Linked DNA regions of Homo sapiens: region 2 is linked to region 1. A link is an interaction called in ENCODE POLR2A ChIA-PET data of the cell type or tissue named here. Cell type or tissue: B cell. All regions are shown on one strand. Each heading gives the region's core, and the rest is flanking DNA. Links, peaks and the distances in the headings are about the cores only. Region 1 has its middle 14 kb from the start of GPR173. Region 2 holds the start of LOC124905190 (a long non-coding RNA gene).

Region 1 (12,440 bases), core at 4,058-8,057:
GGAGGCTGAGGCAGGAGGATCACTTGAGCTGAGGAGTTCAAGGCTGCAGTGAACTATGATCACACCACTGCACTCTAGCCTAGATGACAAAGCAAGACCCTGTCTCCAAAAAAACTTTTTTTTTAAATGACAAATGGAGAGAAGGAGAAACAATAGCTGAGGGTAGAAGAATGAGTAAGTGGATGATGCAATGAGGGAAATCCAATATTGTATTAATACATCAAGAGAGGCTCAGAGCAAGAGAATAATGTTATCTCTTAGCACAACAATTACCAGATGCCCAGAAATGTGAAGCTATATGCTTTCCAAGACCACTCCTGCTTTTGGAAACTGACCAGGTTGAATGGCAACCTGCAAACTTGAGTGACAGTTTCCTGGGAGATGTTCTGGGAGATGTTCTGGGAGATGTTGATTAACTGGACCAAATGTTAATGACTAAATGAAACACTTGTAATGTGCTGGCATCTTTTGAATTCTATTTTTCAGGCAACCCCTTCTACGAAGAATATAATTTGAGAATGAATTTCCAAGAACTGTTTTCCCACTTCAAACTGTGTGGTGTATGTACAGCTTCCAGCAGACTGGTCGCTGTGTACCTGTAAACCTTGATGATTGAATGCTTACAAAGGCCCTTGATTAAAAAGGACAAAGTGTAGTGTAGCCCAACATGTCACAATGTGCTGTGCACAAGCACAAATTGCCCTTGTTCTTGTGGATGGAAAGCTATTAAGCATAACAGGAACAAACAGTGGATTCCTGATGGCATTAAAGCTGTGGGCATCATTTGGTGGATCCAGAGTCCCTCAGGGAATGGGCCCACCCTGAGACAAAGGAGGATTTGTAAGGCCTTACGGCACACTCAAACTAAATTACATCTAGGTGTGGCCACCACTCTTGTAACCCTAGTATGGGGACCCAATTTTTTTGGGTGCAAAACATGTATCCCAACTGTACTCAGGCCATTAGTACACAGTGGCAAAAACATGCATGGTGGATTAAACAACACTGGCCCACCAGACAGAAAAGGCGCAAAGGGGAGATAGGTGCAGGTCCAGGAATCCCAGAACAAGCTGAGTTTGCTTTCAATGAGGAAAAACGTTCAGAGGAAAAAGATTTATTAACTAGAATAGGCAGGTTAGACAGAATTCTCTTCTAGGAGGAAGGCCAAGGATGGGAGTTAGCCTGGAAAGATGATAAGGCTTTAGCAAAATGGGTCAGGCAAACTCAACAAATGATGCTGTATGATGCTAAAACCCACTGTAGGGGAAAGGGCCTGCACCCGGACCCAACAGGGCCTCTTGACAATTTTAATACAAATAGAGGCTAAAGTGTCCATGAGGCAGTGGCCCTCTGTCCTGGCTGCTCAGGCTCAAGGGGCACACCTATGGGAATCTTATGGCCCTCCAAACTCATGGAAGTTCTGTGGGGCACTTGTACTTTACATCGATATAATATGACTGCCCTCTCCTCCAGAACAGGCCAAAATAAAACATATGCTATGGTACAGTAAGTAAGAATATGAGCTGTTCTAAATACCACATATGTCCTCCCTGTAGGAGGGAGGTGGGCCCTGCTATATAATAACACACAGTGGGCCGGGCAAGGTGGTTCATGCCTATAATCCCAGCACTTTGGGAGGCTGAGGTGGGAGGATCACTTGAGCCCAGGAGTTCCAGACTAGCCTGGGCAACATAGCAAGACCCCATCTCTACATTACAAAAAATAGCAGGGCATGGTGGCACGTGCCTATAGTCCCACCTACTTGGGGGTCTAAGGCAGGAGGATTGCTTGAGCCTGGGAGATTGAGGCTGCAGTGAGCCGTTATTGTGCTACTGCACTCCAGCCTAGGAGACAGAGTGAGACCCTGTCTTAAAAAATAAAAACAACACACAGTGGAAACCAGTCAAGACCGTGAGATGAGACACAGTGATTGGCTTTGTCCCCATCTAACTTGGAATTCAGAAATAACCGAGTCATGGTCCATTACAACAACACCTGTCCTTAATAATATGTGGTATATGGGCAAGGGTAGATCTGCTGGGAAGACAAAGCAAATACCTCCATAATTCTTACTGATCTCTTCTGTAATGAAACTGAATCATACCATGATCATACTGCAATATGATGAAATACTGGTGTTGCTGGTAAGATTCAACTCCCTCATGTAAGTAAATCAGTCTTTTTTTTTTTTTTTTTTTTGGAGACAGGTTCTCACTCTGTCTCTCAGGTTGGAGTGCAGCCTTGACCTCTGGGCTGAAGCGATACTCCCACCTCAGCCTCCCAAGCGGCTGAGACTACAGGTGCACACCACCACTCTCAGTTAATTTTTAAAATTTTTATTATTTATTTGGCCAGGTGTGGTGGCTCACGCCTGTAATCCCAGCACTTTGGGAAGCCGAGGTGGGTGGATCACTTGAGGTCAGGAGTTTGAGACCAGCCTGGCCAACATGCTGAAATCCCATGTCTACTAAAAATACAAAAATTAGCCAGGTGCGGGGGCGCGCGCCTATGGTCCCAGCTACTCAGGAGGCTGAGGCAGGGGAATTGCTTTAACCCAGCAGGCGGAGGTTGCAGTGAGCTGAGATTGCGCCACTGCACTCGAGCCTGGGCGACAGAGCAAGACTCTGTTAAAAAAAAAAAAAAAAGAAAAGGGGGAAGGTTGTTATTTCCTAAGTGATTAGAGCAATAAAAATATCTTGTGTTAAAGTATTTGGCCTTTTGTCTTTGGTTACTGAAGTAGCACCCGAGCTTAAAAGTGAAAGACAATCTTTTGTTATTTGCAGCAAGCCCTTCAAACACACCTGGGTTTATGTTAATGAGGTAATTTTTGGGAAGCCCTTGGATACCATAGGATGCAGTGGGAGGGTTGGTTGCCAGGAAAACCAGCCAGATGCTCAGAGGGTTGGAACTTTCAGTCTCAACCCCCAACGCTCGGGGAGGGCAGAGGGGCTAAAGGTTAAGTTGATGCCAATGGCTAGCAGTTTAATCAATCATGCCTATGTCATGAAGCTTCTATAAAAATCCAAAAGGGACAGGGTTCAGAGAACTTGCAGATACACGAACACTTTGGGGCACCCCAACTCCAAGGGGACAGAAGCTCCTGCACTCAGCACCCTTCCAGACTTTGCCCTATGTATCTCTTCATCTGGCTGTTTATTTGTGTCTTTTAAAATATCCTTTGTAGTAAACTGGTAAACGTAAGTAAATGTTTCCCTGAGTTCTGTGAGCCACTCTCGCAAATTAATCAAACCCAAGGAGTGGAGGCTGCGATTTATAGCCAGTTGATCAGAAGCACAAGTAAAATAACCCAGGGACTCAGTTTGGTGGGATTGCATCTTCAACCTGTGTGATCTGATGCTAGCTCCAGGTAGATACTGTCAGAATGGAATTGAATTAGAGAACACCCAGCTGGTGTCCACTGCAAAATTGATTGCTTGCTTGCTGGAGAGAGAAATCCCCGTACGTCTGGCATCAGGAGCGTGCTGTGAGAGTATGGTGGGAGAAACTGAGTTTGTTTTTCCTACTCAATTATGGACAGTATTATGCCTGTAAATTTGACAACTTAGATGAAATGCACATATTCTTTGAAATATGTAATCTACCAAAGCTCACTCAAAAAGAAAGAAAAAATCTGAACAGACGAATAGCAATTAAATAAATTGAATTTGTATTTAAAACCCTCCCATAATGAAAACTCTAGTCCAGTTGGATTCACTAATGAATTCTACCAAATATTTAAGGAAAAAAATATCATTTCTACATAATCTCTTTGGGAAAATTGACAAGGAAAGAACATTGCAAAGCCCATTCTATGAGGCCAGAAGTAAACTAATAACAAAATCGGAAAAATAATTTACAAGTAAAGAAAGCTATAGACCAATAGACCAATATCTCCCATGAACATATACACAAAAAGTTTTAATGATGATTTAGCAACTAAAATTCAAAAACATATAACTAGATCCTTTAAAAACAAGTGAGGTTTTACCCCAGGAGTGTAAGTTTGGTTTACTATTTCAAAATCAATGTAAATTCACCATATTAGCAGAATTTTAAAAGACAATCTATATGACCATGTGAATAGAGGCAGAAAACCACTTGAAAAAAATTAAATGCCATTTATGCTGAAAACTCACCAAACTAGGTGAAGAAAATTTTCTCAATCTGATAATGAGCATCTGTGAACAACCTACAGCTAACACTCACTGGGGGAAAGACTGAGTGCTTCTTCTTTTAAGACAAGCAACAAGGCAAGGATGTCTGATTTCTCCACCCACTTCTATTCAACATTATACTGGAGGTTCTAGCCCTTGAAATATGGTAAGAAAATGAAATGAAATGTACCCAGATTGTAAAGGAAGAAGTAAAGTTGTCTTTTTCACATATGACATTATTGTCTATAGAAAATCCTAAGAAAAGGCCACGCATGATGGCTCACACCTGTAATCCCAGCACTTTGGGAGGCTGAGGCAGGTGGATCACGAAGTCAAGAGATGGAGACCATCCTGGCCAACATGGTGAAACCCCATCTCTACTAAAAATACAAAAATTAGCTGGGCATGGTGGCGCACGCCTGTAGTCCCAGCTACTAGGGAGGTTGAGGCAGGAGAATTGCTTGAACCTGGGAGGCAGAGATTGCAGTGAGCTGAAATCATGCCACTGCACTCCAGCCTGAGCGACAGAATGAGACTCCATCTAAAAAAAAAAAAGAAAAAAAATCCTAAGAAATCTACAAAAGAATCTATCAAATGAGTGTAGCAAGGTTGCAAGATAAAAGGTCAACATACAAAATCAACTGTATTATTATATACTGGCAATTAATGATCAGAATTTGAAATTTAAAATACCATTTACAATAGCATCACGATATATAAAATAGTTAGAGATAAATTTGACAAAAGATGTGCAAGACCTGTGTACTGAAAATTATAAAGCATTGTTGAGAGCAATTAAAGAAAATATCCTAGCCAGACGTGGTGGCTCACGCCTGTAATCCCAACACTTTGGGAGGCCAAGGTGGGCGCATCACTTGAGGTCAAGAGTTTGAGACCAGCCTGGACAAAGTGGTGGAACTCCATCACTACTAAAAACACAAAAATTAGCCAGGTGTGGTGGCACGTGCCTGTAGTCCCAGCTACTGTGGAGGCTGAAGCACAAAAATCACCTAAACCTGGGAGGAGGAGGTTGAAGTGAGCCAAGATTGTGCCACTGCACTCCAGCCTGGGCAACAGAGTGAGGCTCCATCAAAGAGAGAAAAAGAGAAAGAGAAAGAAAAGAAAGAAAGAAAGAAAGAAAGAAAGAAAGAAAGAAAGAAAGAAAGAAAGAAAGAAAGAAAGAAAGAAGGAAGGAAGGAAGGAAGGAAGGAAGGAAGGAAGGAAGGAAGGAAGGAAAGAAAGAGAAAGAAAGAAAGAAGAGGGAGGGAGCGAGGGAGGGAGGGAGGGGGGAAGGAAGGAAGGAAGGAAGATCCTATATTCACAGAAGAAAAGAGTCAGTATTGTGAAGATTCACAAATGACAAGCTGATTCTAAAATTTATATGGAAATGAGAAGGACCTAGAACCAAAACAATTTTGAAAAAGAACAAAGTTAGAGACTTACTCTACCCAGTTTTTATCTACAGTAATCAACATGGTGAGATGTTGGTGTAAAGATGAATGAAAAAGAAGAGAGTCAAGAAATAGGCCTACACATATATGATCAGTTGATTTTCAACAAAGATTTAAATGCCACTCAATGGGGGAAAGAATGTTTTCAATAAATGGTGCTGGAACAATTGAATAGCCATATTAAAAAAAGATTTAACTTTGACAGTTACCCAGTTACCTCACAACATATACAAAAATTACTGCAAGATGAATCATAGACCTAAATGCAAAACCTAAAACTTTGAAAAAAAATTACTGAAGAAAACATAGGAGGAAATTTTACTCACCTTCAGTTTGGCAAAGATTTCCTAAGGGGGATACAAAAGCATGGATGTAAAAGAAACATTAGCCAGGCTCATGCCTGTAAAACCAGCACTTTAGGAGACTGAGATGGGAGGGTTGCTTGAGGCCAGGAGTTCCAGACCAGCCTGGGCAACATAGCAAGACCCTGTCTCTACAAAATAAAAATTAAAAAATTAGCTGATCATGGTGATGCATCCCTGTGGTCCCAGATACTCAGGAAGCTAAGGTGGGAGGATCTCTTGAGCCCAAGAATTTGAGGCTGCAGTGAGCTATAATCATGCCACTGTACTCCAGCCTGAGCAATAGAGCAAGACTCTGTCACAAAAAAATAATGGTAAAGGCCGGGCGCGGTGGCTCAAGCCTGTAACCCCAGAACTTTAGGAGGCCGAGGCAGGCAGATCACGAGGTCAGGAGTTCAAGACCAGCCTGGCCAACATGATGAAACCCCGTCTCTACCAAAAATATGTAAAAAATTAGCCAGGTGTGGTGGCATGCACCTGTAATCCCAGCTACTCAGGAAGCTGAGGCAGGAGAATTGCTTGAACCTGGGAGGCGGAGGTTGCAGTGAGCCGAGGTCACACCACTGCACTCCAGCCTGGGCAACAGAGCGAGACTCCATCTCAAATAATAATAATAATAATAATAACAGGAAAAAAAGAATAAGAATATGGCCTGAGCAACCAAAAGAATGGAGTAACCAACATGATAGGGAAAGACTGTGGGAGGAGTGGGCTTTAGGGGTAAGGCTGGAGTTCAGTTTTGGAAGTGAGGATTTGAAAATGCCTATGAGACATACAAGTGGGGATGTTGAGTAGAAAGCTGGACATGAGAGCCTGGAGATCAGGAGAGAGAACTGGGCTGGAGACACAAATTTGGGAGCCTGACTCCAAGACTTCCACTCTTAACCCCCAATATTTATCACTCCTGAATGTTACTGTGGTTTCCTTACAGGTCTCCATTCTTCCTGTTTTTACCCCTCCAGTTCATCTTCCCTGCTTTCCCTGCTGGAGAGATCCTTCTGAACTGTAAAATAAGTCACACGATGCTTTAAAAATAAAAAGAAGGAAGAGGAGGGAAACAATCTCAGTAGTGCCCCAATCTCTTAAGCGATAAAGTCCCATCTTCTTAATCCAGTACCTTAGAATTTTTTTGACATATCCTTTGTTTCACCAACCTACCCTGCAACCTCAATTCTCCCCTCCATCTCTAAATGCAGCTCTCTCTGATCCAATCTTCCCAAAATGCTAGCAGTTCCTCGTGTTCTTCCTCTGCCTGGAATCTCTCTCTTTCTCCCTCACCCATATCCTCCTAGAGAGATCCTATCTTCTCATCCTTTAAAACTGAGCCCATGACTCCACACGTATAACTCTCATGGTGAACTTATTTTGCAACTTTCTGCCTCATCTGTCTGTCTCACCTGTGGGACTATGATCTTCAGGTTACTTTTTCCTTCTTTTGCAAGCTATGTATGTAGGACTCAGGCTCCCAACAATGCCAGTGATAATGGATACAAAATCGTGGTGAAGTCAGACAACAGAATGCTCTTCAGCAAGAACAGTGAACTACCTGTTCAGCCAACAGAGTGGATCTCACAAATATAAAATTAATCAAAAGAAGTATATACTTTTAGTTTTCCATTCATATAAAGTACAAACCCAGGCAAAACTAAACCATGCCCTTAGAAGTCAGAAAAATGGCTACCCTGGACAGCGACTGGGAAGGGACACAGGTGGGCCTTCCGGTCAGGATCGGTTTCTTTACTTGTTCAGGATCTGTTTCTTTACCTGGATATGTTCAGTTTGTGAAAATTCAAGTTTTCCATAATTTTAGTGCACTTTCATGTGTGTGTGTTATACTCGAATAAAGGCAAAACTAAACTAAGTTGGTAGACCATCAAAAGAAGCAAGCAAGGAAATAAATACCATATGATTCAGGATGATGGTTACCTCTGGAGGAGAGAGAGGGAGGTATGATTGACAGAAGTCAGTAGGGTACTGACAATGTTCTATTTTTTAACCTGTTTAGTGGTTATACAGGTGTTTGATTTATATGTTCATATTATTTAAAAGTGAATATATGGTTTATATACTTTTATATATGTATGTTATATTTTACCATAAAAATCTTTTTATGGCCAGGTGCAGTGGCTCACGCCTGTAATCCCAGCACTTTGGGAGGCTGAGGCGGGCGGATCACGAGGTCAGGAGATTGAGACCATCCTGCCCAACATGGTGAAACCCCGTCTCTACTAAAAATACAAAAATCAGCTGGTTGTGGTGGTGCACGCCTGTAGTCCCAGCTATTCGGGAGGCTGAGGCAGGAGAATTACTTGAACCTGGGGGGCAGAGGTTGTAGTGAGCCAAGATTGCGCCACTGCACTCCAGCCTGGGCAACAGAGAGAGACTCTGTCTCAAAAAAAACAAAAAATCAAAAATCTTTTTATAAGTACATGCATTTCCAGGATACAGTTGTCAAGCAAATAGTGCAAAAGAAAAAGCAAAGTGTAATAGAATATCTCAGTATACTATCTTGTGTGAAAGAAAGAGAACCAAGAAATATATATTGTTCATTTGTGCAAAAAACAAACAAACAAAAACCAAGAAGGGTATACCAGAAACTAGTGAGATTTATTACCTACAGGGGATGTGTAGGAATGAGGTGAAAAGGATGAGAGGAGGGCCAGATGTGGTGGTTCACGCCTGTAATCCCAGCACTTTGGGAGTCCGAGGCAGGTGGATCACGAGGTCAGGAATTTGAGACCAGCCTGGCCAATATGGTGAAATCCCCTCTCTACTAAAAATACAAAAATTAGCCGAGTGTGGTGGCACGCACCTGTAGTCCCAGCTACTCAGGAGGCTGAGGCAGGAGAATTGCTTGAACCCTGGAGGCAGAGGTTGCAGTGAGCCAAGATCGCGCCATTGACTCCAGCCTGGGTGACAGAGCAAGACTCCGTCTAAAAGAAAAAGAGAGAGAGAGAGAAAGAAAGAAAGAGAGAGAAAGAAAGAAAGAAAGAAAGAAAGAAAGAAAGAAAGAAAGAAAGAAAGAAAGAAAGAGAAAGAAGAAAGAAAGAAAAAGAAAGAAAGAAAGAAAGAGAAAGAAAGAAAAGAAAAGAAGGATGAGAGGATAGAATGGGGTACAGGGGATGGGAAGTGACACTTCTCTGGGTATAATTTTTTGCATAGTCTTGACTTTAAAAGGCACGTTAATGTTTCACATTGTCAATCAATTAACAATGATGGTGGTGGAGGATGGAATACAAACAGCAACAGATGAGCCTATTTCAATGGAATAAAGTGACTATACTAAAAGGGGAAAACAAAAAGAATTGTAACCTAATATTAAACCTTAATCAGTAGCTTTATTTTTCACAGTGTGGGTTGACAATTCTGAAACTACTGAATGTGTATCCTAGGATTGAACAAACAAGTAAATATTGTGAATGACGGGAAGTGAGGTTCTCGCTGTTAGAGAAGGGAGTTAGAAATATGGAAAGTAGAAAGACTGGAATGAACTCTGTGGCTTGGGATTGGGGTTAGAGTATCAGTACGAGCTTATGGTTTTTTTGAGACAGCATCTCACTCTGTTCCCCAGGCTGGAGGGCAGTGACACGATCATGGCTCACTGTAGCCTTGAACTCCTGGGCTCAAGTGATTTTCCCACCTCAGCCTCCTGAGTAGCTGAGATCACAGGCATACTCCACCACGCCCAGCTAATTTAAAAAAATTTTTTATAGAGACAAGGTCTCACTATGTTGCCCAGGCTGGTCTCAAACTCCTGAGCTAAAGCAATCCTCCCACCTTGGCCTCCCAAGGTGCTGGAATTACAGGCATGAGCCACCATGCCTGGCCTGCTCCTGGTTTTTAAGATGATACAGAGATTAGATAGATTAGATTAGATTAAATTAGACAGACATATGATAGATAGATAGATAGAGATAAATAGATTAGATAGATAGATGATAGATGATAGATTAGATAGATAGATAGATAGATAGATAGATAGATAGATAGATAGATGTATTCCTACACATATGTATACATATGTATCCTAGCTCTGTCCACTAAGGTGGCCTAGAAACAATGATCCCCTAGTAGCAAGAACACACCTTATGCCCATAACTTGTTATCTCTATCGAAAGGAATGAAGCCTGGATTTTTGGAGAGCTGGTTCCAGGGCTGTGTCAGGAAAAGTACAAGATGAGCCGGAAGCATCTTGCTCTTCTAGGAAGTGAGGAAATCCTCAAAGAATGATGGAGCATGAGAAGGACACAGAAACAAGGACACAAATCAAAAGGACACAAAAAACAAGCTTGAAAAGGCTCCCCTGTCAAATTCTGGAACAATTTGGGCATCAAAATTAATAATAAATGTAGCAGTTTATAACCCATTGAATAAACTGAGAATCCGCAAAGCCATGATAAAACTAGCTAACTGAATGAATAAATAAATGGAGGCAAAAGGAAAATTATTCCTTATTGTAAAGTGTGAACCAATAAATGTAGAATGAATAATGGAATTAGAAAATCACCATCTGGCAACCACCAAGGTAATAATTGTTTCTAGCAAGTGCAGTGAGATTGGGTGAGGGCGAGGGAAAATCATGGCTTTTTCTTCCATACACTCCTGTGTTGTTCAAGCATCTCACGATGTGCATGTTCTCATGCATTACTTTTGTAATTAAAAATATGTATATTCTTTTGACATGCTGAGGGACAAGTGCTTGTCACTGTCAGTGCTCTCTGCAAGATAGTGGAGATAAATAAGTTGTACTGAAGCGGCACCCGGGAGCACTGTCTTCTGAGAGACAGAGATAAGAGCAGCAGCCCTAATTAACTGTAATACCGAAAAATATACTGGAACATGGTGATAAGTAGGATCACTCTTGCCTGACTACCTCAGTACAGTGCTGAGAACATAATAAGGACTCAATAGATGCTTGCAGAAGGTGTAAAATAGTGAATCCAGTCTGCTACCTTTGCATGAGAAAGAAGGGAAAAAGCAAAGTATAAGTATTATATATAAGTATATATAGATGTATATATATAAGTATTATATATATAGATACTTATATTTGCAAAAAGGAACACTAGAAGGATAAACTAAAAATTAATAAAAAAGAGTAACCAACAAGGGAGGGGGTATAACAGGGTATAGGGACATGATGGAAGTGAGATTTCTCTGAATAAGCCTTGTTACAGAGTTGAGACTTTGGAAACATAAAAACATTTTACATATTCAAAATTAAAATTCAATTAAAAATTTAAAAATCAATCTTTAAAAATAGAAAACAAACTGGAATGAATAAACCTAACTATATCACATTGGTAACATAGCTTCCAAAGATAATATACTATTTCCAGCAACTTTAGAACACAGTTTTTGAATGCATATCCTTACTGGAATATATTCCAAGAACAAATAGAACTACTAAGAAATCCTAGACTTCTTTCAGGAGTCTAATTGATTGTAGAAATATTGGTTTGATTAGTTTAATGCAGGGACGCAAATATATAAATGTTGTTAGGAGCCAAAATTTTCAGTATAAAAATGCCATCTATGAAGTATAAACTTTGTATTTATTTATTTATTTATTTATTTATTATTTTATTTTATTTTATTTTGAGATGGAGTTTCGCTCGTCGCCCAGGCTAGAGTGCAATGGCGCGCTCTCGACTCACCGCAACCTCCGCCTCCCGGGTTCAAGTGATTCTCCTACCTCAGCCTCCTGAGTAGCTGGGATTACAGGCATGTGCCACCATGCCCAGCTAATTTTTTATTTTTAGTAGAGACAGGGGTTTCTCCATGTTGGTCAGGCTGGTCTTGAATTCCCGACCTCAGGTGATCCGCCCGCCTCAGCCTCCCAAAGTGCTGGAATTACAGGAATGAGCCACCATGCCCGGCCTGAAGTATAAACTTTTAAAAAGTACATAAACACCTTGGAATATTAACTTTGAACTGGAAATATCAATATGATACAACAACATTTTTGCTTCTTTCAAAAAAAATTTTTCCCTGCCTTGTTCATTGGAAATACCCAGAAGCAGTGACACCTAGTATCAATGAACATCCCTAGCACCTGTATCTTGGTGTCTGAATACATCCCAACTAAAACGAACCAGGGCTCCTTGGAGAAATGGCTAATTTCAGGTCTGGAGCAGGAAATGTCCAACATGAGCCTGAGACATCTTTTCCTACCAGAAACCAAGAAAACTATCAAAGACTGCTAGTGTCATGTTAAAAAGGCACAGAAACAAACTTGAAAGGGCTCCCACTGGCCAAATATGGGGTAATTTGAACATCAAACAGAATGATAATTGCAATGGATTGAAACACACTGAATATTTTTTTAAATGAGTTCATAATGGCACTAAAAACAAGCAGCAAAAACAAAAAACATAAAAACCTCATTTGAACCATTGGAAATAACTAGGACATCAAGTCCTTCCTCTGAAAATTGGCATTTATAATGACAAAATTATATATTTATTTTGTCT
Region 2 (12,440 bases), core at 3,123-7,122, 110 kb before region 1:
GGCCCCGTGTTCCAGTATTCTTTGCAAATGCAAGGAGAGCCCCGAGTCTGGAGGTTCAGATATCTTGCAGCGAGCCACCTGTACCAGGCCGCCATAAATAATGGTGGGGTATGTTCCCCAGTGAAGGAGCAGGTGCGATGCAAGAAAGATTCCAGCCACCACTACCTGGCCACAGCCCAGGTGCCGTCGGGAACTGAAGGTCTTTGTCAAGGAAACTCGTCATTGCAAAGCTCCTTAAACTCTCTTTGGGCGGTGGGGGGGGGGCAGTCTCCGGGTGTCTACCTGGGTGGTACCCCCTATAAGAAAAGGGGACCACATGAGGCATGAATGTGACAAGAGGAGAAGCACGCCCTTCCTCCAAATTGACCCCTTTAGAGATCTCAGGATGAGACACAAGGGCCCCGGGAGCCTCTCTGGGTCTGGTTCCTGGTGTGCATTTGCCAGACTCTTCGGCCTCAGAGCGCTGCTGGGGCGTGAAGAAGTGCTGTGGAAGTCATGATTTTCTCAGCGTCAAGAGCCCAATCAGGATCTGGAAGTGGTGGAGTGGCCTCGGAGTTCCAGGTACTCGAGAGGCTGAGGTGGGAGGATGGCTTGAGCCGAGTTCAAGGCTGTAGTGATGTATGTTTGCACGACTGCACTCCAGCCTGGGTGACAGAGCAAGACCTTATATCAAAAAAAAACAAAACCGAATCAGGCAATGCGTATATAAATGTTTTCTAAATCTTACAGCTCCACGTGAAGTAAGAGTGCTATTACTGATTTTGTTTTTGCTGTCTAACTGTGGCGGCTGCTTCTATTAGTAACCGAGTTCTATTATTAAATGAAAACACTCAATGGGGCCCAAGACAGCTGACTCGCCCCGGGGTGGAGAAGCGAGACCTGCCCAAAGGGCCATGCCAGTGCACTAGGGCGCATGGCGTCTGTGAGAAATGAGGAGGTTCTGCCTTGGAGAATGAGTTTCTGCCAGGATACAACAATGGGAGACAATTCTTGGGTCTGTCAGGAGCCACTGAAGTTCTCCCCTGTACCTTTCAACTCTTGGGAGGAAACTGGCATTATGTACATTTGAAAGAAATAGGAAGGAAAAAAGCCCTCCTTCTTTTAATAAGAAATTTTGGCTTGCTGCATTTGCTCCAGGCGTCATTCTCTGTCTGTAGAAACATTGTTTCACTCCACCCTCCAGGGCTCAGGTCCTGGGAAGTGGGGTCTATCTTAATAAAGAACACTGGAGCCCGGCATGGCTGGGGATGTCAATGATGGCCCTGAAGGAGGCCCTGCTCACCTCGGTGACACGCTCATTGGCTGCTCCACTCTCTGTGTGTGTCTGGTTTTCTCCTCTTTCTGTGCTCTGTTTGGGGAGGGTCTATTTATGGGGAGTTAATATCATCTCAGATGATTAAAGAAGAGGTGGCAGCCATGCACACTGGTACACACCAGTAATCCCAATCATTTGGGAGGCTGAGGCTGGAGGATGCTTGAGCCCAGGAGTTTGAGACCAGCCTGGGCAACATAATGAGACCTCATCTCTACAAAGAATAAAAACATTAGCCGGCTGTGGTCGTGCAAGATTGTACTCCCAGCTACTGGGGTGGTTGAGGTGGGAGGATCTCTTGAGCCCAGGAGTTTGACGCTGCAGTGAGCTACAATCATGCTACTGTACTCCATCCTAGGTGACAGAAAAAAAAAGAGAAAGAAAAGAAGGGGGAAAAAAACCCTTCTTTTTATGAGAATCTTTGGCTTACTGCTTTTTCTCTAGACATCCTTTCCTGGCTCTCGACACATGTTTTGACTCCAAGCTCCATGGCTCAGGCCCTGGGAAATGGGGTCTGTCTTAATAAAGGACAGTAGAGCCTGGCCTTGCATGGGGAGGGGAACGACAGCTTCTCTCTTCTGTGTGTCTGTCAGATTCTTTGCTCTTTCTGTGTCCTGTTTTGGGAGTCTGCTTATGAGGGGTTAAAATTGTCCTGGGTTACAGTAGGGAAGACAAGTACGTCCCATTCCCTTGCTACTGTGGACTGATAAGACGGTGTGCAGAGGAGGAGTCGCAGGGAATGGTATGCAGAGAGCAACAAACTCACTCAAGCCCCTCACACCCCACAAGCACGCTGGCTTATTTATTCTCTCTGACTGATTTGACATTTGTCTTGCTTGTCCACCCTCTGGACTGGATAGTAAGGGGAAACAAACGCACTGGATTTTCGTCTAATCTGGTGTCATCTGATGCTGTCATGTAACCGATCCATTTGTATAAATGCTCAATCTGTTTTGGCGAAAATGATCAGTCTCTTGGATTGCCACCCCACCTCCCTACTCTTGTCCAAGATGGGGAAGGGGCATATATGGCTTTTGAGTCTCCATGGTGATGTGGGAAGGGGCCTATGACATTGTATGTTGGCTGCAGTGTCCTCGGTGGGTTCTGAGGGAAGGCTCACTCTTGTCCCCAGGTCCTGCTGTCGACGCTGCCCTGCTCACCCATGCGTGAGGCTGGCGTAACTTGCATTTTTGTCTCTCTCTCTCATCTTGATCAGGACCTTGTGCTCCCTGGCTGACTTGACCTCAGCCCACCTGTGCTGGCATCTAGCCGACCCTTCTGAGTCAGGGCCTCATGCTCTCCCCGACCCCTGACCAGTGCTGTCCACTCCACAGCCTCAGCTGCAGGGTCTCCTAGCTCCTATCTGGCTTATGCTTGCTTCATGGTAGCACCGCTGGGTTTTGAATCAGCCACTTCCACATTCCCCTCTCAGAGAATGTAGAGCGCTGAGGTCTCCCAAAACAGCAGGAACCAAGATCAGCTCTACAAAGTGAAATTCCTCAACTCCAGACATCCCTCTGCCCAAAGAGGCTACTGGGCCATTCTGCAAAACGAGCTCCAAATTTGCATGAGGTAAAACCCTCTTTTACTCGAAGCTTCTCTCCACTCCCTTGTCACACCTTCCTCCTCTGAGATGTCTGACTCTGTCACTGCCTCTGGGGACCTCCTACCCCCTGTGACCAGAACAGGACACCTTCTTTGGCTTGTCTTTCATGTTCACCTCAGACTTGCCCTGTTATATCCAGGTCAAGAAGGTCACAGTTGGGAATTTGTACTTGGTTCAGAACAACAGTAGAATATGTTTCCAAGGGCCTGAGCCATGGAGCTTGGATTCAAAAAAATGTGTCCAGAGCCAGGAAAGGACGCCTAGGGAAAAAGCAGTAAGCCAAAGGTTTACTGCTTCTTACTTATAAGAAGAAGGGGAGATTTTTCCCTCTTGTTTCTCTCTCTTTTTTTTTTTTTTTTTTTTTGAGACACCCTCTCGTTCTGTCACCAAGGCTGGACTATAGTGGCACAATCATAGCTCACTGCAGCCTCAAAATCCTGGTTTCAAGAGATCCTCCCACCTCAGCCACCCCAAAATACAGATTAGGGACAAAAGCCCTATTGAAGGGAGTTGAGGAGGCCGTGGCCTCAGAACTCCAGGCAGTTTTTGTTGAAGGGCAGCACATTCTGTGCCAGCAGCTGCTGAAGGACATGTGGGGAGAGGGTGGGTTTTTCCTCCTTTGCTTGTGGAGTGCTCCAACGTAGAGGGGGCAGTTGATGACTTTGAAGGGAGGAGGGATCATTGCAGGAGCAAAGCCCCTGAGAAGGTGGGAGGTATGGGATCCTGAGCTGAGGTGAGGAGCTGGCTTCAGTTAGGAGCACTGTATGCAGAAGGGCGGCAGAGAATGCCAGGGCAGGCACGGGTAGACCGGGCTTGGGAAGCCCTAAGAGTTCCCAGTGGATTGCTTCTGTCTTCTCGATGAATCCTTAGGGTAGGCCACTGAAATGGAAGAGGGTTCCTAGCATTGTTGGGGGGTATGTTAGCAATGGAGGTAGGATGACAGTGAAAGAGAGAAGCAATCTCTCTTGGTCATGGAGAAAGGTACAATAATAAGTAAGGCATTTTTTCTCATCAGTGCTCAGCTCCTGAGAGGCAGGGCGCCCATCCTTTACTGCACATCGTGGAGGGGCGCAGTCTTTCCTGAGGCCAAGGGCATGAAGGTGGGCAGGAGGAGACCCCTGAAGACATAGGGGTTCTGGCAGTAGCCTGGTCAGCCCCGGGGGTGGGCGTTGAGATCGCCAGAGAGGATTTATAGAGTAAGGGCTGCGAGGGTACAGGGGGTGTGTCACGTGGGAAGCGTGTGCAAAGGCTGGCTTGGGCACTTTGGGAGGCTGAGGCGGGGGGATCACACGGTTAGGAGTTCGACACCAGCCTGGCCAATATGGTGAAACCCCGCCTCTACTAAAAATACAAAAATTAGCCGGGCATGGTGGCGGGTGCCTGTAGTCCCAGCTATGCGTGAGGCTGAGGCAAGAGAATCGCCTAAGCCTGGGAGGCGGAGGTTGCAGTGAGCCGAGATCGCGCCACTGCACACCAGCCTGGGGGGACAGAGCGAGACTCCGTCTCAAAAAAAAAAAAAAAAGCGCCTGGCTTGGTAGGAGGAGAATGGCCTGGTGACTGACACAAGTCTCGAACGTGGCGCGGCTGGGGCAGTCGCGTCCCTCAGCCGTCAGCTCCCAACAGCAAGGAAGGAAGCCCTGGCGGACCCCGTGAAGGATACAGGAGCCGATCTCCCCGGGCTCCGAAGCGTAGTCCCAGAGCCCGTCAATCCTACGCCAGCAACGCCCCACGGGTTGCGTTTTCCGGCGCTACAGGAACTTCCTGCGCGGTTGCTGTGGTTGCGAGGGCGTGACAAGTGGGGGTTACCGACGCCGTAAGCACTTCCTGCTCGGCTGCTGTGGTTGCGGGAACGGGACTAGCGCGGTTGCTATGGTTGCGAGGCCGTGACTGGGGGGGGGGGGGTTCCGGCGCCGCAGGAACTTCCTGCGCGGTTGCTGTGATTGAGAGGGCGGGATTAGAAGTTTTGTGCAGTGGTGGGTCCCTCTTCCCTGTTCGCCGGAGCCATTGCGTCCCGTACCATTCCCTTCTCGGGTCGTAGTTCTCCTCCCGCTAGCCTGCCCCAGTCGGGCTCGGGGCCGAAAAGCAGAGGAGAAGATGGAATTTCCTCTGCAGTTGGCGGCGTTCGGTTTTTGCGGCCGGCAGGTGGCAATGTTGCACCATGGAGCCACCCTGCTCGCCTCCCGCCCCGCCCTTCGCGAGCGAAAAAAGGCCGCCGAACCTTTTCCGAGAGAAGAGGCTTTTTTTTTTTCCCTTCCCTGGGGTCTGCGCCGGTAGGTCCCGGAGGCTGAGATTCCGCCCTCTGAGGGGCCCCCTCGCTAAAACTCACAGCCTGTGGACAAAGCCTTTTTGGTTTTCAAATCGGCCTGTTTCCCGCGAGGCTGCCTTCTTCCTTTAGCAACCCTCATTCTGCTGCGCTGAATGCTCTCGTCTTTTTTTTTTGGAGACAGAGTCTCGCTCTGTCGCCCACGCTGCAGTGCAGTGGCGCGATCTCCGCGCACTGCAAGCTCCGCCTCCCGGGTTCACGCCATTCTCCTGCCTCAGCCTCCCGAATAGCTGGGACTACAGGCGACCGCCACCACACCTTGCTAATTTTTTGTGTTTTGTTTAGTAGAGACGGGGTTTCACCTGTTAGCCAGGATGGTCTCGATCTTCTGACCTCGTGATCCACCCGCCTCGGCCTCCCAAAGTGCTAGGATTACAGGCGTGAGCCACCGGGCCCGGCCTGGTCTCATCCTTCTTTTCCCCCCACGCCGTCCTGGCGCCTGTGGACCTTCATCAACGTTTTTTTTTTTTTTTTTGAGACGGAGTCTCGCTTTGTTGCCCAGGTTGGGGTGCAGTGTTGCGAGGCTCACTGCAACCTCCGCCTCCTGGGTTCAAGGGATTCTCCTGCCTCAGCCTCTTGAGTAGCTGAAATTATAGGCAGGCGCCACCACACCCGGCTAATTTTTGTATTTTTAGTACAGACGAGGTTTCACCATGTTGGCCAGTCCAGTCTCGAACTCCTGACCTCAGGTGATCCGCCCGCCTCAGCCTCCTAAAGTGCTGGGATTACAAGCGTGAGCCACCGCCCGGCCCATCAATGTATTCTTTCATTAGGGACTGCGTTCAGCCTCACTGGAGAACGTTGGGAGGCGAGATAACGCAGAATAAAGAAAACGAATCTTAGCCACCGTCCCATCACGCAGCGGTGGCCATTCATTATGCTTTGTGATATTTCCTTAAGAAGGTTTTTCAACCATAAAGGTGCATTTTCCACATACTGAGATTCCTACTTCCGTCGCGACTTCAACATCCTTCTTTTTAACTCGGTTTCACATTTTTGAAAAATTCTTTTTGTAACTTTAATGGTTTTGATTGAAATAATAATGCAAACGTTTTCTGGAACGTTGAAAGTTCCTGTAAAACTTGAGTGCACAATTCATTAACTCGATATCCAAAGACAGCCGTCACTGTGTTATGAGGGTAGGAGCTGTGGTATGTGTGTGTTCCAGTCTTTTGTCCTCAGCACCTGGAAGACTACTTAGAATTTACTAGGTGCCTAATAAACATTGTGAATTAAACTGATATTTACATTTCCAGTCAATTTTCCTTATATATGCAGAGTTAATCTTTTCATAACCCTGGATTATAATATAGCACCGGTTTTCTACATGATTTTTTCGTTTCACATTTTGTAGTGAGCATTTGCCTTTGTCGTTAACATTTCTTAAATGTTTGTCTTGCATCGGTCAGGTCAATTCACTTACAAAAGATAATTTTACTTGTTTATGATATTCAGGAAAGAATTCAGGGCTTTGCATGTAAAACACTCTCCATAATTCCATAAAAATCTCACTGAAGCCGGCCAGCGCAGTGGCTCACGCCTGTAATCCCAGCACTTTGGGAGGCCAAGGTGGGCAGATCACCTGAGGTCGGGAGTTTGAGACCAGCCTGGCTAACATGTTGAAACCCCGTCTCTACTAAAAATACAAAATTAGCTGGGCGTGGAGGTGTGCGCCTGTAATCCCAGCTACTCGGGGGGCTGAGGCAGGAGAATCGCTTGAACCCAGGAGGTGGAGGTTGCAGTGAGCCAAGATCACACCACTGCACTCCTGCCTGGGCAAGAGTGAGACTCCGTCTCCAAAAATAATAATCTCACTGAAGCTTAACTAAGTTGTAGCCTAGAATTGCCTTGATAGAGACGGATCTTTTATTCTGTGTTTTAATCAGCTTTCAATATATTGGCTGTCTTCCACAGGACACTGCCCTAGATCAAGACAATTCACAGAACTGAGATTCTGGATGGCATGCTAAGGTTATCTGGCCCAGTGGTAAGAAGCTACAGTCAGCTTAGCTTGCTGCATTGATATAGTCATGTAATGACGTACTGGGGGCATAAAGAAAAATGCACTAAATATGAACTTAGGGGCCTAATTCCCAACGTGTCATTGGAGTCAGGGACACCATCACTTGACTGGAAGCACCATATGTGAGCCAAGGCTCATCTGACTGCAGTGGTCTTTCTCCATGTCTAGCTAATACTTGTGAAGCTGCTTTAGGCATGCCTCAAATAACTGAAAAAAATCACATACTTCTTTCCAAAAAGGGGGAGGGGGCTCACCGTAAACAGTACTGTACACAAATAATCGGAGTTAATTTATGCAGACAGCTTCTTTACCCTAAAGCTGCGGTTTGATTTGGACAAGAAGTTCTTCACTAATATTCACTTCCTCTCACAGGGCCTCATGCAGGGCCTTGGGCCAGGCCTCAAGAGAAGTCCCTTTCTATTAATAGTTCCTGCCCTGCCAGCCTTACCTATTTGACTGAGTCACTTTGCTTCTCTGGGCTTGCAGCAGCATCCAGGGAGGGGTGTGGTGAGAGTGCCCCTGTTCCCAGCCCAACAGCTCCTCTTTTTTCTCTTATGCATTGGATTTTTTTTTCAAGAAACATGCTTTTACTTTAACAAAAACTGAAATCCACTGGTCTACGTGATTTCTAAGATTTCCTATGTGCTTAGTCACCCACAGATGAAGGAAGATTGGACAGCAATGAAGTTATGAAAATGAGTAAGTACAGCTATCCATAGGAGTAGCGGCTACTACCAAGCAATCGCTCTGCTTAGGTCTCCAGCACTGTCAAGTTACTCTACTGGCCCTTGGCTTAATCAAGACTATTTGAAGATAAACTTTTATCTTTTGTTAAAGCTAATATATTTTTGCTGCCTCATTAAATAGATTAGCCTGTTTCCTAACTAAATAGTTATATAAGGGCCGGGCACGGTGGCTCACGCCTGTAATCCTAGCAATTTGGGAGGCCGAGGCAGGTGGATCACATGGTCAGGAGTTCAAGACCAGCGTGGCTAAGATGGTGAAACCCCGTCTCAACTAAAACTACAAATAATTAGCCAGGCGCTGTGGCAGGCATCTGTAATCCCAGCTACTTGGGAGGCTGAGGCAGGAGAATCGCTTGAACTCGGGCGGCAGAGGTTGCAGTGAACCGAGATCGCACCACTGCACTCCAGCCTGGGTGACAGAGATTCTGTCTCAAAATAGTAGTAGTAATAATAATAATAATAATAATAATAATAATAATAGGCATATAAGAGCATAGACTGTAGCATCACTGAAAACTAAACTCTATAGAAATTTCAGTCCTTTTTTTCAATTTAGTGAGTTTTTCAATATCTTTTCCAAACAGCAAAACACAGTTTTTCCTATATTTGTTTCCCAGTGGCATCTTAGGTTGTATTATTTTGGCACAGACACCCTTCGTTTGTATTTTAAAGATGTAGGGACCCCGTCTCTACAAAAAATTTTTTTAAAATTAGCCAGGTGTGGTTCCAGCTACTCGAGGCTGAAGTGGCAGGATTGCTTGAGCCCAGTAGTTTAAGGCTACAGTGAGCTGTGATCACACCATGGCACTCCAGCTTGGGCAACAGAGTGAGACCTTGTCTCGAAAAAAAGGATGTAAAGAAAGTCTTTACTCTCCCTAAAATTATGATTCCAGAGACTGTATTCTTATCTATTTCAAATCATGTGGATAAGATTTATTGAGCATATACTATGTGTTGGGTACTATACTGAGTCCTTTACATGTACTATTAGTCTCATTGATCATAGAAACCTTTGGAGTTTGTTATTGGTTACTATAATTATTCCTGTTTAACAGATGAGAAAACTGCTACTTAAAGAGACATCAATGCTCAGGTGTGTGATGCTAAAGATGTTTGTATAATGTAAACCCTATGATGACTCAAGGGACAGATTTCCTCATATTATTTTTTTCTTTTTCTTGAGACGGAGTCTCACTCCATCACCCAGGCTGGAGTGCAGTGGGGTGATCTCAGCTTACTGCAACCTCCGCCTCCTGGGTTCAAGCATTTCTCCTGCCTCAACCTCCCGAGTAGCTGGGATTACAGGCACACGCTACCACGCCCAGCTAATCTTTTGTATTTTAGTAGAGACGGGGGGCATGAGCCACTGTACATGCCGTTTTTTTTTTTTTTTTTTTTTGAGACAGGGTCTCTATCACCCAGGCTGGAGTGCAGTGGTGCAATAATGGTTCACTGCAGCCTCGACCTCCTGAGCTCAAGAGATCCTCCCACCTCAGCCTCCCAAGTAGCTGGAATCATACCTGGCTTTTTTTTTTTTTTTTTTTTTTGAGACGGAGTCTCGCTCTGTCACCAGGCTGCAGTGCAGTGACACGATCTCGGCTCACTGCAATCTCCGCCTCCCAGGTTCAAGCGATTCTACTCCGTCAGCCTCCTGAGTAGCTAGGATTACAGGTGCGTGCCACCACACCCAGCTCATTTTTTCGTATTTTTAGTAGAGACAGGTTTTCACCATATTGGCCAGGATAGTCTCCATCTCCTAACCTCGTGATCCACCTGCCTCAGCCTCCCAAAGTGCTGGGATTACAGGTGAGAGCCACCACGCCTGGCAAAACCTGGCTAATTTTTAAAAATTAAAAACAAATCCCAGCACTTTGGGAGGCCAAGGTGGGAGGATCACTTGAGATCAGGAGTTCGAGACCAGCTGGGCCAACATGGTGAAACCCCGTATCTACTAAAAATACAAAAATTGGCCAGGCGTGGTGGCCCGTGCCTGTAGTCCCAGCTACTGTGGAGGCTGAGGCACAAGAATCGCTTGAACCCAGGAGACAGAGGTTGCAGTGAGCCGAGATTGCACCACTGCACTCCAGCCTGGGCAACAGAGTGAGACCCTATCTCAAAATAAATTATTTTTCCAGTCCCTCCTCTTAGACAAGATGAACTCCTTTCATTGCCAGCATATTCTTTTTTGGAGAGAAAACAAAATTATAAGGATATATCATATTCAGGAATTGAGCCAAGAAGGCCTCCATAATGGATCTGAGGAGCAGTTTGTTATTTGGTCTTCTGTTCCTTAGTCGTAACATGGGTCATCCATTTGGACAGGAGAGTGCTGCTGGTCTTAACTAGATGTGACTGGATAGACTTCATGAGGAGTATTCCTATGAGAATAAAAAGAAAAATTATCACTATATCTTGGAAAAGCAGTGCATCCCCAGGACTGTATCCCTGTTGGGAATATTCAAGGGAAAAGGTCATATTCTCAGCCACCCAATGATAACCCAGAGGTCCCAGAGATCAGGACTAGGTGGCAATTCATCAAAAAGACATCAGAAAGGTGTTGGGGGATATATGTACAGCAGTCGTCATTGACAACTGCACAAGTGCATCCATCTCCTAGATCTGCCCGGATGATGGCTAATGCCAGTTGATGATGGACAACAGCCTCTGGAGTTCTTGCATTTCTTGAGTGATTGTGTTAATATTTTTCGTGACATCACTGGTGACTTGGTTGGCTTCATGAATGAGAGCATGGAAAACTCAGGAATTGGGTTGAGCTTCTTCAGTAACCCACAGAGCTGGATTGCCAGAAAAGCCTGCAACCTGAGACCTGTCCCTGTTGGGGGCGAACACATCTAAAACCATTCCAAGTCTTTTAGCTTCTTCAGACAGTTCCTGTTGTTTTCCTGGAGAGAATGGCTGTTTTGCAGAGGGATGTTCTCACTCCTGACAATGGATTGTTCTGTCTAGGAGTGAGAGTTTTACTCTACTTCTGAAAAGGTGGTAAGTTGTCATAACTCTATGCAAATGTATAATCAGAAAGGGAGAAAGAGATGGGTAAGATAACATGACTATCCAATTGGCTGGTTAAAAAAAAAAAGGCAGTGAACCCACAACAAAGTATGAATTGCTTTGGTATTCTCCGGGGGGGAAAAAAACAATTGTCACAATTTATCATGTAACTTTCCTAGGTGCGGCTGGTGTTGGGGCTAAACCCAAGTTACCCACTGCCTTCATTTGGGCTAATAACCTGGCCAGTTTCCTTTGCAGTAGCTTAGGCTCACAAATTTATGATTACAAACAAACACTTCCTTTGGATAAAAACAAGTTCATCTCCTTTGGTGCGTATCCTGGGTAGGGTGTGTTCCTTTTTTAGAGTCGTCAGAGGTCCAGTTTGTATGGGAATATGCCTCAAATGGCAGCCGTACTGGTGGAGAGATTTCTTCCAGGGTAGGAAATGGAGGAGTTGTAAAATACAATTGACAGGAAAAGGTGAGCAGAGCCAATAGGTGACATTAGCTTCATAAGCCTGAGCAAGAAAATGAGAAAGATTTGAGGTATTGAGTAAGGGCAGAGGAGAAAGGGAGAAGGAAATGGGGAGAACAAGGAGAGGAAACAGAAATAGCAGAGTGAGAATACAAGTTGGTAGCGATAGTATAATTTTTGGCTAACAGGAAACACCTTACAAAGTTTCTTAATTATAATTTCAGTAAAATGAGTAAGTAGAGATTCCCCAGATAGGAAGTACAAATTCTAATGTTCTTAAAAGTCATAGTAAGAGCTGTTGCCTTAGAGCAAGGGAATTAAGGAAATTAAACGTTTTGTGATGCAGGGAGTTATATAAAGTCCATCTGTAAATCTTCAAAAGGTCCCTGGAGCTGTGGTTCCTGTCCATGTCCCACATTTACAGTTTGTCCAGGATTATAAAATATTGCAGGTGGAACATACCCTGGGGACATCATCTGCTACTCAAATAAAATTCCCCACCAGTGTTGGCCCAGAGGAGTTTTCAAGGTTTACTGTGATGGATCATAGCCTAGAAATTTTTCATCAAGCTCCAATTCAGACTGGAGAGGCCAAACAGCAGTCTTGGTATCTCCATTGCCCATCTGATAGGAGGGAACATTGGGTTTCTTCCAATATCTTATTTTACTGTGGTAAAATATACATAACATAAAATTTACTATTTTAACCATTTTTAAGTATACAGTTCAGTTCCATTGAATACATTCATATTGTTCTGCAGGCACCACCACCATCCATCTCCAGAACTCTTTTCATCTTGCAAAACTGAAACTCTGTCCACACTGAACCATAGCTCCATATTCCCCCCTCCTTCCAGCCCCTGGCAACTACCATTCTACTCCCTGTCTCTATGAATGTGACTACTCTAAATACCTCATATAAGTGAAATTATATAATGTTTGTCTTTG

What was found. ChIA-PET counts read pairs that join two places held together with the same protein. Peaks named below come from ENCODE experiments on the same cell type or tissue, not always from the same donor. Only the 100,000 strongest peaks of a DNase experiment are listed, where the experiment ranks them.
Region 2: POLR2A ChIA-PET joins it to region 1 with 6 read pairs; 2 of 35 experiments call an interaction of 5 or more read pairs at or near these places.

The regions. Positions count from the first base shown.
Region 1 is chrX:53,028,689-53,041,128 of GRCh38, forward strand. No RefSeq gene overlaps it. Among named protein-coding and RNA genes, the nearest start is that of GPR173, 14 kb to the right of the region's middle. In B cell, for the core only: no CTCF peak of the experiment used is centred there; no DNase peak of the experiment used is centred there.
Region 2 is chrX:52,916,230-52,928,669 of GRCh38, forward strand. LOC124905190 (a long non-coding RNA gene) reads left to right here and starts at 6,996. Exons shown (of 3, transcript XR_007068242.1): 1 at 6,996-7,228; 2 at 7,637-7,963. RefSeq lists enhancers at 4,210-4,813, 4,505-4,564, 5,095-5,224, 5,305-5,394, 7,578-7,707 and 1 more. In B cell, for the core only: CTCF peaks have their summits at 5,059 (motif pointing right) and 5,262; DNase peaks (open chromatin) are centred at 4,702 and 4,992; H3K4me3 peaks cover 1,787 bases; H3K27ac peaks cover 1,654 bases.